2 separate regions of the Homo sapiens genome follow, and region 2 is linked to region 1. Evidence: chromatin loops called from intact Hi-C (ENCODE). Cell type or tissue: transverse colon. All regions are shown on one strand. Links, peaks and the distances in the headings refer to the core of each region. The heading gives the core; the rest is flanking DNA. Region 1 has its middle 10 kb from the start of DUSP18. Region 2 overlaps LINC01521 (long intergenic non-protein coding RNA 1521).

The links. A loop is a pair of places that touch in the nucleus more often than their neighbours do. Peaks named below come from ENCODE experiments on the same cell type or tissue, not always from the same donor. Only the 100,000 strongest peaks of a DNase experiment are listed, where the experiment ranks them.
Region 2: a loop joins it to region 1, with 14 times the contacts of the local background. A loop is called at or near these places in 2 of 110 quality-filtered maps.

Annotation. Positions count from the first base shown.
Region 1 is chr22:30,655,710-30,660,097 of GRCh38, reverse strand. It overlaps a transcript of SLC35E4 not described here and a transcript of DUSP18 not described here. Among named protein-coding and RNA genes, the nearest start is that of DUSP18, 10 kb to the left of the region's middle. In transverse colon, for the core only: no CTCF peak of the experiment used is centred there; no DNase peak of the experiment used is centred there.
Region 2 is chr22:31,348,383-31,352,770 of GRCh38, reverse strand. LINC01521 (long intergenic non-protein coding RNA 1521) reads right to left here. Exons shown (of 1, transcript NR_120386.1): 1 at 1,616-4,388. Among named protein-coding and RNA genes, the nearest start is that of LINC01521, 3.8 kb to the right of the region's middle. In transverse colon, for the core only: no CTCF peak of the experiment used is centred there; a DNase peak (open chromatin) is centred at 2,114.

The sequences.
Region 1 (4,388 bases), core at 314-4,313:
CCTGGAGGCTCTGAGGAAGAATCTGCTTCCACATTCATTTGGGTTCTTGGCTGAATTTAGTGTATTGCAGTTGCAGGGTAGAGGACCCTGTTTTCTTAGCTGTCAGCTGGGGGTTGGCCTTTTCTCTGTAGAAGCTGCCCACATTCTGGTGCTTTCTACGTGTGCCCCTCCAGAAATAGGTTGAATTCTTCTCACACTTTAAATACTTCTAACTTTTCCTTCTGTTACATCTAAGTCCAGCCAGAGAGAATCACTCTGCTTTAAAAGACTCATGTGATTAGAATGAGCCCACTAACATAAAAATAAAATCAGTTACATCTGCATAAGTTACATCTGCAGTCTCCTTTGTCATATAAAGTAACATTCACATTTTCCAGGGAATAGGTCAGAAACATCATTTCCAAATCTTGATTCTTATATTTTCTTAGTTCTAAAATTCTTATTTAGCCTGTAATCCCTGCACTTTGGGAGGTTGAGGCTGGTGGATCACCTGAGGTCAGGAGTTCGAGACCACCCTGGCCAACATGTTGAAACCCCGTCTCTAAAAATACAAAAAATTAGCTGGATGTGGTGGCGGGCGCCTGTAATCACAGCTACCCGGGAGGCTGAGGCGGAAGAATCGCTTGAACCCAGGAGGCGGAGGTTGCAGTGAGCCAAGATCATGCTATTGAACTCGAGCCTGGGCAATAAGAGTGAAACTCCATCTCAAAAAAAAGAGAGAAAAAAAGAGTCTTTTTCTGATAATTCCAACATCTGGGTCATCTCAGGGTCCAGACTTTCCTTGTTCTTTGTGTGTAATTTTGATTGTATCCTAGGCATTTTGAATAGGTCTTGTTTAAATCCCACGGAAAATGTCAGGTTTTTGTTTTAGGAGGCAGTTGACCCTCTTCGGTTCGATCCTCATCTGTCTCCTGTGGGCTATTGTAGTTCCAGTATCAGTTCAGTTTCTTCTTTTTTTTTTTTTTTTTTTTTTTGAGATGGAGTCTCGCTGTGTCGCCTAGGCTGGAGTGCAATGGCGCAATCCCAGCTCACTGCAAACTCCGCCTCCCAGGTTCACGCCATTCTCCTGCCTCAGCCTCCCGAATAGCTGGGACTACAGGGACCCGCCACCATGCCTAGTAGAGATGCGGTTTCGCCATGTTAGCCAGGATGGTCTCGATCTCCTGATCTCGTGATCCACCCGCCTCAGCCTCCCAAAGTGCTGGGATTACAGGCGTGAGCCACCGCGCCCAGCCGATCAGTTCAGTTTCAAAGCCTTTGCCATGTAAATCAGAACAGTCCTAAGCTTATGCCCCCCAGTGAGCAGTCTGAAACCTGGGTGTTCTGCCTAATAGTTCAGTTCTCATTCACTGGAATACTGCTTAGGGTCAGGTCCATGCATGTGAACCTACAAATTCATGTGCAACTTTATGGGATCTATTTCACAAGCTCTCTCCTGTCCACATTCTCCAGCTTTCAAGACCCCTCATTTTCCTGACCCTTTAGCTAGAAATTGGGTCCTTTAGTCTCCCTGCTTGTTACGCACCCTCCATGGCGGGTGTACTCTTGGGCCAGGTGACAGGATGAAGAGAGAAAAAAGGCAACGGAGATTCCCCTCTTCTACTTTTCAGATTGCAGATGCTTTGGACAGATGAAAGGATTCCGCTTTGTCAGAGTTTTAGGTGCTTTTCTGGCCACCACTGTTACTGCTGCTACCCCCAAAAAAAAAAAATTTTTTTTTTTCTAGAGACAGAGTCTCATTGTGTTGCCCAGGCTGGTCTCAAACTCCTGGCCTCAAGTGATCCTCCTGCCTCAGCCTCCCAAAGTTCTGGGATTATAGGCATGAGCAACCGCACCCAGCCTTGTTAATATTTCTTTTTCAGAGTCCTCAGATCCATTATTTCCAGGGCTTTTAGTTGCAGCCAGTGGGAGAGACAGACTGCTTACTCTATCTTACTTAGAACTAGAACCCCGAGAGATTCAGTTTTTTTTAACTAAAAAAAAAAATTTATTTTGAAATGGTCTTATTCTGTTGCCCAGGCTAGATACTGTGGTGTGATCACCGCCCACTGCAGCCTCAAACTCCCAGCCTCCAATGATCCTCTTACCTTAGCCTCCTGAGTAACTGGAACCTAGAGGTACTCAACACCATATCCAGCTAATCATTATTATTATTATTATTATTATTATTATTATTATTATTATTATTATTTTTGAGACAGAGTCTTGCACTGTTGCCCAGGCTGGAGTGCAGTGGCGTGATCTTGGCTCACTGCAAGCTCCGCCTCCCGAGTTCACGTCATTCTCCTGCCTCAGCCTCCCGAGTAGCTGGGACTACAGGTGCCCGCCACCACACCCGGCTAATTTTTTGTACTTTTAGTAGAGATGGGGTTTCACCGTGTTAGCCAGGATTGTCTCGATCTCCTGACCTCGTGATCCACCTGACTCGGCCTCCCAAAGTACTGGGATTACAGGCATGAGCCACCGCGCCTGGCCTATTTTTTAAATCTTTAAAAAATTTTTTTAGAGACAGCGTCTCACCATATTTCCCAGGCTGGTCTCAAATTCCTGGGCTCAAGTGATCTACCTGTCTTTGCTTCCCAAAGTGCTGGGATTATAGGCGCGACCCACTACACCCGGCCAGAATTTTTTTTTTTTTTGAGACAGAGTCTTGCTCTGTCACCCAGGCTAAAGTGCAATGGTGTGATCTCGGCTTACTGCAACCTCCGCCTCCTGGGTTCAAGCAATTCTCCTGCCTCAGCCTCCCAAGTAGCTGGGATTACAGGTGCCCGCCCCCACGCCCGGCTAATTTGTGTGTGTGTGTGTGTGTGTGTGTGTGTGTTTTTAGTAGAGACAGGGTTTCACCGTGTTGGCCAGGCTGGTCTCAAACTCCTGACCTCAGGTGATCCACCCACCTCGGCCTCCCAAAGTGCTGGGATTACAGGTGTGAGCCACTGCACCCAGCCCAGAAATTTATCTTACATGCTTATTCGTAGAAAAAGGAAAACAAATATGGTCCAGCCACAATATCCCCATCGTTGTAACCAAGTCAACATATTAGTATTGTGATCTAGTTCCTTCCTCCTGAGCATTTTTTTCATAGTTGAGTAAACATAATTTTCATTCCTCCTTTTTTAAGTTTTAATTACTTTATATTTTTATACAAAATAGAGATGGGGTTTCACTATGTTGACCAGGCTGGTCTCGAACTCCTGGGCTCAAGTGATCCTTCCTCCTCAGCCTCCGAAAGTGCTGTGATTACAGGCATGAGCCACTGGGCCAAGCCATTCCTCCTTTTTAACTCTCTTTTTAAATATTCAGAATTGGACATGATGAGACCAGGAGTTCATATCCTAAGTGGGAGAGGTTAAGGTTGAGGGCTTTTGAGAGGGTCCACGTCCTTTTCCCAAACAGTTCACACTGTTCTTTTGGACTCAGAGTAGAGCAGCCTTTTACTCAGACAACCTAGGAAGAAGGTCATGTTGAGGTTTGAATGCAGTCCTATAGTAGGGGAGAAAGAAGTGGTCCCATAGCCTACCAGCCTGGCTTAGAACAGGGATTCTAGGCCTCTTTTTGATTACATGAACCTTTAACTTTCTCACTCCAAAAGTGAGGAATCACTTTCTTTCCAAAGTCAATTAAATTTGGTTTGAGAAGTTTCTGTGAAGTTTATAATGCCCTGTCAGATAAACAGGGACATGCTGTTGGCCCTGAGGATTTCTCGGAATGATCTCTGTTGAGATGGCGATCTAATTACAAATCCCAGGGGCAGGTAGCTCTTGACCTTGAAGCACACAGCCCTGCTTTCCTATCCTGGGATGTTAAATCCAAATGCCCTTAGAGTCCAAGTGCAGTGGCTCATGCCTGTAATCCCAGCCCTTTGGGTGGCTGAGGCAGGAGGATCACTTGAGCCTGGGAATTTGCGATCAGCCTGGGCAACATAGTGAGACTCCTTCTCTACAAAAAGTTTAAAAAAAAAAAGCCCAGCATGGTGGTGCACACCTGTAGTCCCAGCTACTTGGGAAGCTGAGGTGGGAGGATCGCTTGAGCCCAAGGAGGTTGAGGCTGCAGTCAACTATGATGGCACCACTGCACTGCGTCCTCAGCAACAGAGTGAGACCCTTTTGCCCAGGATGCAGTGCAGTGGTGCCTCAATAAATGAATGAAAATAAGAAAAAAAAAAGTCCTAAGAATCCATTACTTTCCACCTCTGGATCGTGACCCAATATCACCTAAGAAGGAGCTTGGGAGGAATGTTAAGAGGTGTGGATTCTCATCCTGACTCTTCCACCTCTTGGCTTTGACTTCAGGCAGACCCTGGAATTTTTCTGAAATTTTGCTTACTCTGTTAAATGGGAATCACAATGCCATCCGTGCATAAGAAGGCACCCCACAGACCTCTATTTACA
Region 2 (4,388 bases), core at 389-4,388, 690 kb before region 1:
GCGTGGATGAACCAACTAACTTTCCAGTTGGCTCACCTATAAACAGGGGGCAATGGCTGGGTGTAGTGGCTCACATCTGTAATTCCAGCCCTATGGGAGGGTGAGGCATGAGGACTGCTTGAGGCCAGGAGTTTGAAACCAGCCTGGGCAACATAGTGAGACTCCATCTCTACAAACATTTGTAAAAATGATCTGGGCGTGGTGGCATAACCCAGAGTCCCAGCTATTCTGGAGGTGGAGGCGGGAGGATCACTTGAGTCCAAAGCATTCCAGACTGCAGTGAGCTATGATGGTGACAGTACATGCCAACCTGGGTGACAGAGACCCTGTCTCTGAAAAAACAAAAGGCAGGGACAATGATCCTACCCTCAGAGAGAGGCTATGGGGGTTAAATGAACCTCTGGCACTGTTCACCCAAAGCCAAACTATCAGCAAGGGCAGACCTTGAACTTGAACTTGTGTCTGTCTGGCTCCAAAACAACTCCATTCATGCTTGAAGTGCCATGATTGTTCAAGGAATGGTCTTGTTGCTATTGTTATTAAGAAGTTGAACAGCCCAGCATTGAAGTGAGCAAAGAAAGTCGGTTGGCTTCACATGCCTTCTAAGAAAGACTGATAAAGGCTAAAGGCGAGTGGGGCAGAAACTAGGGTGCCTCATTCCTGTGTTTCCCTCCATCTCCTCCTCCCATCAGGTCCTCAATAAAGCCTGGCAGCCTGGATTTGTGCTGAAAGCCCCTGGAGCAGGCAGAGGTACCTGCTATTCAGCATGCTTTGGGCCTTCCTCTCCCTTCCCTATCTGCTCATTCCTCAGTTTCCACACCAGTAAAATGGGAATCATCAGAGTAAGTGCCTCATAGGGTTGTTGTGAGGATTCCAGAGGGTAAACCAAGGAGTGCTCTCAGCACTATGGCTGGCACAGATAGTGCTTAACAAAGTTGTTATTATTATTATTATTTTGAGACGGTGTCTCGCTCTGTTGCCCAGGCTGGAGTGCAGTGGCACAATCTCCTCTCACTGCAACCTCCACCTCCCAGGTTCAAGTGATTCTCTTGCCTCAGCCTCCCGAGTAGCTGGGATTACAGGTGCATGCCACCACGCCTGGCTAATTTTTGTATATTTAGTAGAGACAGGGTTTCACCATGTTGGTCAGGCTGGTCTCCAACTCCTGACCTTGGGATCCACCCACCTCAGCCTCCCAAAGTGCTGGGATTACAGGCATAAGCCACTGTGCCCTGTCATTATTATTATTTTTGTTGTTGTTGTTGTTTTTGAGATGGAGTCTCGCTCTTGTTGCCTAGGCTGGAGTGCAGTAGCATGATCTCAGGTCACTACAATGTCTGCCTCCAGGGTTCAAGCCATTCTCCTGCCTCAGCCTCCTGAGTAGCTGGGACTACAGATGCCCGCAACCATGCCCCGCTAATTTTTTTTTTAGTAGAGACAGGGTTTCACTGTGTTAGGATGGTCTCGATCTCCTGACCTCGTGATCTGCCCGCCTCAGCCTCCCAAAGTGCTGGGATTACAGGCATGAGCCACTGCGCCCGGCCAATAATTTTTTTTTTTTTTAAAGAGAAATACACATATGTAGAAAAAGACCAGAAGGAAATGTTGGCAGCGCTCGACTCTTGGTGGTGAAATTACAGATCTTTATTTAATTTTTCTTCTTTGTGCTTTTGTGTATCTCCTACATTTTCCACAATGCACATAGCACTTTTACAATCAGGGAGTAACAACAAAAAATGCAATGTAAATCCTGAGAGGAGCTATCACCTGCATTTGGGCTCTTCCGGGGATGGTCCAGGGGAAGTGGATTTTAGCACAGCCTGGAAGGTTGGGAGAATGTGAACTAGGGAGAGGAGCCAGGTAAAGCCTTTTTTGTTCCTTGGTTTTTGTCTGTCTCCTCTAGACTACGGGTTCCTTGAGGGCAGGATCTGTGGTCTGGCTTGTTCACTGCTGTATCCCTAGCATCTTACAAAACAAAAGCCTGGTGCTTAGTAGGTGATCAATAAATACAAATCTAGTTAATGAATACATGACCTTGACAGCTCTGCTTAGCCTAGGAGACAAGGATATTCTCAGTTCGCTGTCCAGCTGGTCTGCTGCCAAAACTGAGGTGCATGGTTTCCATGGCAACAGAAGAGGGCCCGACAGGCCAGCAGCAGGAGGCAGATGCAGGGATTGTGAGCTCTGCATGTTTTCAAGGTGTGGCCTAGAAATCCGGAACATGGCGGTGGGTTCTTTCAATAGATGTTGAGAGAAAAAAAGCTTCATAAATACGGCTAACTCAGTTGTTCACCAGGCAGGTTTCTAAGTCAATTAATGAAAACTCGGGCAAGTAGTCGAGGTCTTTAAAGGTGACATGGGAGGCTCTTAGTGTTTGAAAGTCTAGGAACTCAGGAAAGTTTGGTTTTAGTCTGGATCCTGACTAAGGGTGTGACCCTGGGCAAGTTACTTAACCTCTCTGGGCCTCAGCATGCTCATTCATAAAATGAGAGGTTTGACCAGCACTAAAATTATTTATAAAAACATGTGTGGTAGGAATGCAAAATGGTACAGTCACTGTGGAAGAGTTTGGTGGTTCCTCAGTAAGTTATACATAGAACCATCATATGACCCAGCAATTCCACTCCTAGGTATACACCCAAGAGAACTGAAGATAGGCACTCAAATACATACTTGTGCACAAATGTTCATAGTTGCACTATCCATAATAACCAAAAGGCCACCAATGGATGAATGGATAAAGGTAGTATATCCATACAATGGTGTATCATTCAGCCAGTCATAAAAAGGAACAAAGTATTTATACATGCTACAACATGAATGAACCTTGAAAACATTACGTTAAGTGAAACAAGCCAGACTCAAAAGGTCACATACAGTATTGTATAATTCCAACTAAATAAAATATCCAGGCTGGGCATGGTGGCTTACGTCTGTAATCCCAGCACCTTGGGAGGCTGAGGTGGACAAATCACCTGAGGTCAGGAGTTCGAGACCAGTCTGGCCAACATGGCGAAACCCCATCTCTACTAAAAATACAACAATTAGCCGGGCACGGTGGCATGCGCCTGTAATCCCAGCTACTTGGAAGACTGAGGCAAGAGAACCGCTTGAACCCAGGAGGTAGAGATTGCAGTGAGCCAAGATCGCGCCACTGCACTCCAGCCTGGGTGACAGAGACTTCGTCTCAAAAAATAAATAAATAAAAAAAATATCCAGAATAGGTAAATCCATAGAGACAGAATGCAGATTGGTGGTTGCCAGGGGATGAAGGGAGAAGGGAATGGAAAGTGACTTCTTAACGTGTACGGAGTTTTCTTTTGGGGTGATAAAAATGTTTTGCAACTGGACAGACGTGCTGGTTGCACAACATTGTGAATGTACTAGGTGCTAGTGAATGATACATTTTAAAATTGTTAATTTTATGTCAGTTGAATGTTACCTAAAAAAAAAAAAAAAAGACATGTTCTGCAAGCATGCCTTAAGTTACATAATGGATTCCTAGGAGCCTGAGAGATGGGCAAGACTGAGAGTAATGGATGAAGTAGAGAGGTTACTCCCACCCCCACAATCACACTGCCAAGGCGACATTTGGAAAAAAGCTCCCAGGTGGGATCAGAACGGCGTCTGGACTGTCTCTGGCCACTTCCCCAAGGTGGGATCCTGGACCACTCTGGCTCCTTGAACCTCAGGCTTCCTATCTGCAAAACAGGGCTGATGCACGTTCCCTGTTTTCCTCAGAGCACCACCTTCTGAACCCACCTTCACCGGGTGAATCCGCTGGAATGGGGCCAGTCATGGCACCTTGTTTTCTAAGCATAGCAGACAGAGAGTCAGTTCCTGGTTCAAGTGGAGCCATGGACGGGTGACAGGTTTCAGAAGCCACTGGTGAGAAAGGGGCAGTTAACCAGTTTGAATCCTGGCTCCATCACTATCTGTGTGGCCTTGGGCAGGTCACTCACCTTCCCCAGTTCCAATGGTTGAATAGGAATATCTGTACCTACTATGGAGAAACGATGTGTGTATACACTGGACACTCAGAGCAAACCTCTTTTTCTTTTCTTTCTTCTTCTTTTTTTTTTTTTTGAAACAGTTTTGCTCTTGTTGCCCAGGCTAGAGTGCAATGGCGCGATCTCGGCTCACCGCAACTCCGCCTCCCGGGTTCAAGTGATTCTCCTGCCTCAGCCTCCCCAGTAGCTCGGATTATAGGCATGTGCCACCACGCCCGGCTAATTTTGTATTTTTTTTTTTTTTGAGACGGAGTTTCGCTCTTGTTGCCCAGGCTGTAGTGCAATGGCACGATCTCGGCTCACGGCAACCTCCGCCTCCCAGGTTCAAGCGATTCTCCTGCCTCAGCCTCTCTAGTAGCTGAGATTACAGGCATGTGC